2 separate regions of the Homo sapiens genome follow, and region 2 is linked to region 1. The links are chromatin contacts, found by Hi-C or POLR2A ChIA-PET in ENCODE. All regions are on one chromosome and are shown on one strand. Each heading gives the region's core, a stretch centred on a gene start or an enhancer-like site at or near the end of the contact. The rest is flanking DNA. Distances are from core to core; before and after follow the strand shown. Region 1 overlaps SYNJ2 (synaptojanin 2). Region 2 overlaps SNX9 (sorting nexin 9).

Region 1 (3,217 bases), core at 472-2,971:
CTGAGGAGAGCCAGGTTTCCCAGGCTCGGTGTCCTCGGCTTCACGTGCCTTTAGCCCTGAGCTGCTTCCGCCTACACCCCTTCCATCAGTCATCCCCCCAACCTTGTCTGCCAGCGAGCAGATGCACCAGCAGGCCTCAGTCTGTGGCATGGCTGTGGAAATGTTAACAAATGTGCTTGCAGCCCATGTTTCTATGGACTCGTATGCGTCATAAGTGGGCATTTGAATGCAAGCAGGCTCTGGCATTGCATAAAAGTCCTTTTGAGACCATCTACCCAGCCCAGCATAAACAGCTGCCCGTTTCCTAGCTCTTAAAGTGCATTGATTGCTGGGCACGGTGTCTCACGCCTGTAATCCCAGCACTTTGGGAGGCCAAGGCAGGCAGATCACTTGAGGTGAGGAGTTTGAGACCAGCCTGGCCAACATGGTGAAACCCTGCCTCTACTAAAAATACAAAAATTAGCCGGGCGTGATGGTGGGTACCTGTAATCCCAGCTACTCAGGAGGCTGAGGCAGGAGAATTGCTTGAACCTGGGAGGCCACAGTTGCAGTGAGCTGAGATCACGCTGCTGCACTCCAGCCAGGGTGACAGAGCGAGACTCTGTCTCAAAATAACAATAATAATTTAAAAATGTGTTGATTGCCCAGATGACACCTCCCATGCATGGCGTGATGGCTGCACAGGAGTGGGGTGGGCTGGTGGGTGGTGATGTTTGCGCCGCTCCTGGTGGCAGTGAGAACCTGGGCGGATGCAGGCATTGCCCTGTCTTCGGCTTCATGGGGTGCTCAAGTGAGCACTTCCCAGTTGGGGTGTGGGGGAGATGTCCAGGCAGCGGTGGGCAGCAGGAGGGAGGCGGCCTCCTGACCAGGAGTCGATGACGGCCACGGTGGCCACTGTGTTGAGCTGATGATTTTGGAGCACTCAGAGCAGCAGGTCCCGAGCTGCTGCTGGGCCCTTCTCTGTGGCAAAGCAGGGTCACACTTCTCCTTCAGGAGCCGACGGCATGCGCGTATCCTTCTGTTCCAGGGACGTAGCCATCGACACAGTGAAGACGGGCATGGGGGGCAAGGCGGGGAACAAGGGCGCCGTCGGCATCCGCTTCCAGTTCCACAGCACCAGCTTCTGCTTCATATGTAGTCACCTGACGGCCGGGCAGTCCCAGGTGAAGGAGCGGAATGAAGACTACAAGGAGATCACCCAGAAACTCTGCTTCCCAATGGTGAGCGGCGCCGTGGGGACAGCCAGCACCTCCCTGCTCAGCTCAGTCCCAAATGTGACTGTTGATAGGAGCCAGGCACTGGGGACACAACCACAGGGAGGGCCCCTTCCTGGAGGGCTCAGCGCTGGGGGAGGGGGAGAGGGCTATGTCCCTCCATGGAATTGACCTGGGGCAGGGTTAGCCACGTGCCTGGAGGGGGCCAGCTTTGCAGCATTTCCCGTTGCTGTACAATTCCTGAGTGTCTGCATGGCCACTGGATTTGTATGTGTGCATTTTCTGATTTTCTAATTCAAGTGATGGTTTAGGGAAGAAAACCATGTCCGTGGTCTGTCCTGTCCAAGTGGTGAAGAGCATTTGAATCCACACAGCCTAAGACTCCACCTTCCTGAGATTCACAGTCTTCACATGTACTTTCTGTGGTGGCTCAGATAAGCACACCCTTTTGACCAATGGACCCTTTTTGACTGGGAACACGGTTCTTGACCAAGGAGCCCAGATCCTGCCTGTCCTCGAAGCTGCAATAGCGAACCGCACACTGCCCTCTCGTGGCGGTCCGGAGGGTTTCATTCTGAAACTGGAGGATTTTCTTTTCAAATCTAGACGTTAATGTTCTCCTTCCTGTGCAAAGATGCTACCCGGGCACAGCTTCAGCGTGTGGTGCACACGAGGCCACCTCTTTCCCGAAGTGAGGATAGACTTCAGCTGTTCTTGCTGCAAAATCTTCCACTGTCTGAGAGGTGGTGGGTTGGGTCACAGAGCTCTTCCCTGTGAGAACAGATCCTTAAAACTGACGTCCCATTTTACTGGGCTGCACGAGCACTCAAGGCAAAATTTCCTTAGTTTTCATTAAGAAGTGCCATAATTCCTGTTGGTGTTGTTTATTTCTTATGTTAAAAAAGAAACAAACGAGTTGGGAAATTTTCAATTGTGTGTAATGCAGTTTAAAAAAAAAAAAAAAGTCTAACCCTTCTCACTTAAAAATAGCTACTTTGGGGCCAGGCACAGTGGCTCACACCTGTAATCCCAGCACTTTGGGAGGCCGAGGCGGGCAGATCACCTGAGGTCAGGAGTTCGAGACCAGCCTGGCCAACGTGGTGAAACCCCACCTCTACTGAAAATACAAAAAAAATTAGCCAGGCGTGGTGGCGTGCACCTGTAATCCCAGCTACTCAGGAGGCTGAGACAGGAGAATCGCAACCCAGGAGGCAGAGGTTGCAGTGAGCTGAGATCGCACCACTACACTCCAGCCTCGGCAACAGAGCGAGACTCTGTCTAAAAAAAAAAAAAAAAAAGTGCTACTTTGACATAGTAAACTTGGGATACATAATAAGTAATTAAAGGATTTATAATGTAGTTCTTTTCTACCATAAAAATATTGAGGGACCTATTAACATTCTACACTTCTTTTTTGTTTTTGTTTTTTGAGACAGTCTCACTCTGCCACCCAGGCTGGAGTGCAGTGACATGATCTTGGCTCACTGCAAACTCCACCTCCCAGGTTCAAGCAATTCTCCTGGCTCAGCCTCCTGAGTAATTGGGATTACAGGCGTGCACCACCAGGCCCAACTAGTTTTTGTATTTTTAGTAGAGATGGGGTTTCGCCATGTTGGCCCAGCTGGTCTCGAACTCCTGACATCAAGTGATCCGCCTGCCTCAGCCTCCCAAAGTGCTGGGATTACAGGTGTGAGCCATGGTGCCTGGCCAACATTCTACACTGGTATTGTCTGATACCGTAGTCACTGGCCATAAGTAGCTATTTAAATTCAAATTAATTAAAATTAAATAACATTTAAAATTCCTTGCTTTCCCTGGCCACAGTGAGAATGATCAGTATCCATGTGGCCAGTGGCTCCTGCATCAGATGGCACAGAGAACATTTCGGTGCTGCAGAAAGTTCTGTCTGACAGTGTTATCTAGACGCTCATTTTATTTGGTTGGGACCTGTTTAATCTTCTGTCCAGATTATTGTCATGGGGGGAGTGGAAATGCCTCATATT
Region 2 (3,217 bases), core at 346-2,845, 160 kb before region 1:
CCTGTCTCTACTAAAAAATTAGCCCGGTGTGGTGGTGTGCACCTGTAGTCTCAGCTCCTAGGGAGGCTGAGGCAGGAGAATGGCATGAACCCGGGAGGCAGAGGTTGCGGTGAGCCGAGATTGCGCCACCGCACTCCAGCCCAGGCGACAGAGCGAGACTCTGTCTCAAATAAATAAATAAATAAATAAATAAATAAATGTTGTGAAGAAACAGACTTAAAGGTTAGACAGAGTTTTAGTATATTGCTAGAAAATGTTCACATACATGAACTAGTGAAAATAGAAAGGAGTGGATTGTGAGAGGAGGTCTTCAAAGGTCAGAGCCAGAGAGGCCTGTAAGAGATGTAAAAGAGACACTGAGATGCTCACCTGAACCTAGGGAGAAGAAACATGGAGGGCTGAAGGAAGGGTTCTTTCCCCAAAGGTCAGGGAAGACAAGAGGCGGTGGAATTCTCACTGCACTCGCAAGAGTCGAGAGAAACAGTTCAGGGAGGGCCTGCGACCCTTCACAGCCAGGTGGCAGTGCCAGATGGAAACATGTCAGCACTGCCGTGGAGTTTGTCCCACGTGTTCCTGGACACTTCCCGAGTGCCTCTCATCTGTCCTCACAGATAGGCATTTTCATCTTCACTTTATAGATGAGGAAACGGAAATCCACAGACATTAAACAGGTTCCCCTCTCTATTGCTGAAAAAGGAATTCGAATCTGATCCCATAGCTTACTCTGTTTCTGTTAAGATGTGGACTGACTAATCTTTCCCTAGAATTAGTATTCATACAATGAGTAAATTATTCTCCTTAAAACATTACTTTATATTTTACTTTGTTTTATGTTTATTTTTCCCTGAAGTGTTTTGTGGAGATGGAAACTTTTGTTTTAAAAGAAGTTTTGATTTTGATTTTTTTGGAACACATTTCAAAAATTTCAAATTGTCATAGCAAAATTGAAAATGGGGCTGCACTACTGGGTAGATAAACACATCTCCCCAGTCCCCTGGGTGACACTTGAGTGGTCCCTCGTGGTGCTGGGGCGGTGGAGTGACAGCCAGATGGCCGTGGGCTGCTGCTGCCTTCTGCCCAGAGGCACTGACCGAACCCCTGCTTCTAACCCAGTTCAGACACTCCCTGTACCTCAACCCGGTTCAGACACTCCCTGTACCTCCTTTTTGTCATCCTTATTGCTTTCAATCACAGTTTTCTCTTAAAAAATACAGATTTCTTTCCATGAAAACTTCAGTTCTGCCATATAAAATTATAGTCTATTTCCTTGAATTTTGTGCTCTCCTTTATCAACTTGGTTAGCACAGTGTGTGCTCCACAGTGTTTAAATCCATGGCTTAATGGCCTATTTCAGGCTTGTAAGAAATTCTCATATCTTTTAGATTTTAATACATTGTTTATTCTGAATCAGATAATTCAGTGCTCTTTTAAAGCTTCAGAGAGTCACGGTTCTCCTTCCATACTAAGATTTGTTTAAAAAAAAATAAGTTCGGCATGCAGCCAGGGAGGAGAAAGTCATAGAAAAGCAAGAAAGCAGCAGCCCCTCGGTGTGAAGAAAGTTGAGCTTTGATTCACTAACTGGGATATGAGCCAAGGAAGCCGAACAGCACAGAAGGGCTCTATTTCCCCCTCACTTGTGTGCCTCCTGCCTGGGATGCCCACAGATCATTATTATGTAAGAATTCCCCTCTCGCTCAACTACTGGAGAAAAGAAAAAGGAATGCTTAGTAGGTGATGCTATGACATTCCTGTGGACTCGATAATTCATGAAAAAATGTACAGTTAACATTTCTTTATTTGTTTAGAGATTTTTGTTTTTTATGGAAATAATATTGAATGAATATAGTTTTATTCCTGGTACCAAACTGACATATTCATATACTTAGTGAAAACCTTAGTAAGGTTCATGGAAAACAGGGAAATAAAAGTTCCTCTTTTTTTCTAATTATTTGCAACTTGGTCTGAAAATTCTACCAAGCATAAAATAACATCTGAAGTCATAAGCTTAGAGATAAACCAGCTATGTCAGAAAAATTTTCACAAGAATAATTTTTGAATAAAATAAGGATCACTAAATTTCAACCAATGATAGGATAATGAACTCTGGGTACAACTCACCTAGCCATAATGGGGAGTTCATCGTATCCCAGGTCCAGACTGGCTTTCCGGCCAGGAGGTGAATTGTCTTTTTTCCAAGGCACAAGGCTTTGTTTCTGCTTAATCTACTGCTAGTAAATGCAAAGTTTGCAATGCTTTAGTACAATGATGGTGTCTAGACTCATTGTTCTGTTCAAGTCCACTTTTTAGGTAATAAAAGTTTTTTGATATGTAGGTGCATAATACTATCTATCTATATTTTATTTATTTATTTATTTATTTATTTTTGGAGACGGTCTCACTCTGCCACCCAGCCTGGAGTGCAGTGGCACAATCATAGCTCACTGCAGCCTTGACCTCTTGGACTCAAGTGATCCTCCCACGTAGCTGGGATTATAGGTGCACGCCACCATTGCCTGGCTTATACTCATAATTTCTAAAGGAAAGTTCAGGTTTCATTTTTTAAATTTTATTTTTAAACTTAGGTACAGTAAATTCACTCTTTTTGGTGTACAGTTCTGAGTTTTGACAGCTACCACTGCAGTCCTGCAACCACCACTACATTTCATGATACAGAACAGCTCCGTCACCTCCCCAGGTTCCCTCGTGCTGCCCATCCCCCTGGTCCTAACCATGGCAACAGCTGATGTGTTCTTTGTGTTCATAATTCTGCGTTTTCTAGGATGTCATTATAAATGGAAGCATGCAGTGTATAGTCTTTCGAGTCTGACTGCTTTCATTTAGCATAACACATTTGCAATTCAATCATTTTGTTGTGTCAATAGTTTGTTCTTTTCGTGGCCAATAGTATTCCAGTGTTTAGATATACCATAGCTTGTTTATCCATTCACTCATTGAAAGACATTTGGGTTTCCAGCTTTTGGCAATTATGAATAAAGCTGCCGTAAACATTTGCATACAGGTTTTTGTATGAATGTAAGTTTTCATTCCTCTTGGGTAAATAAGAGTAAAATGACTGGGTCATTTGGCAAGTATATATTTAATGTTTAAGAAATTGCCCAACTGTTTTTCAAAGAAGCTATACCATTTTGGAATCCTCACCAGCAATATATGAGAGTATCAGTAGTAGTTCCACATCCCTACCTGCACTTGATAGTGT

The links. A loop is a pair of places that touch in the nucleus more often than their neighbours do. ChIA-PET counts read pairs that join two places held with the same protein, here RNA polymerase II (POLR2A). Pooled maps may share reads with other maps.
Region 2: a map of Right ventricle myocardium inferior shows a loop between it and region 1 (3-fold over the local background). The contact joins two enhancer-like sites. A Hi-C loop is called at or near these places in 6 of 168 maps with a recorded cell type or tissue (GM12878, MCF 10A, Right ventricle myocardium inferior and 3 more) and 18 of 50 pooled maps. POLR2A ChIA-PET finds 5 or more read pairs at or near these places in 2 of 52 experiments (HEK293 and Panc1).

What each region holds. Positions count from the first base shown.
Region 1 is chr6:158,070,575-158,073,791 of GRCh38, forward strand. SYNJ2 (synaptojanin 2) reads left to right here. Exons shown (of 27, transcript NM_003898.4): 15 at 1,028-1,220. Among named protein-coding and RNA genes, the nearest start is that of SYNJ2-IT1, 71 kb to the left of the region's middle. RefSeq lists enhancers at 591-1,154, 1,155-1,716. Within about 2 kb of position 1,722, at least 5 of the 41 ENCODE cell types and tissues checked have a DNase peak (open chromatin) inside an H3K27ac peak, as active enhancers do.
Region 2 is chr6:157,910,946-157,914,162 of GRCh38, forward strand. The region is part of intron 9 of SNX9 (sorting nexin 9); the gene reads left to right. Among named protein-coding and RNA genes, the nearest start is that of SNX9-AS1, 20 kb to the left of the region's middle. Within about 2 kb of position 1,596, at least 4 of the 41 ENCODE cell types and tissues checked have a DNase peak (open chromatin) inside an H3K27ac peak, as active enhancers do.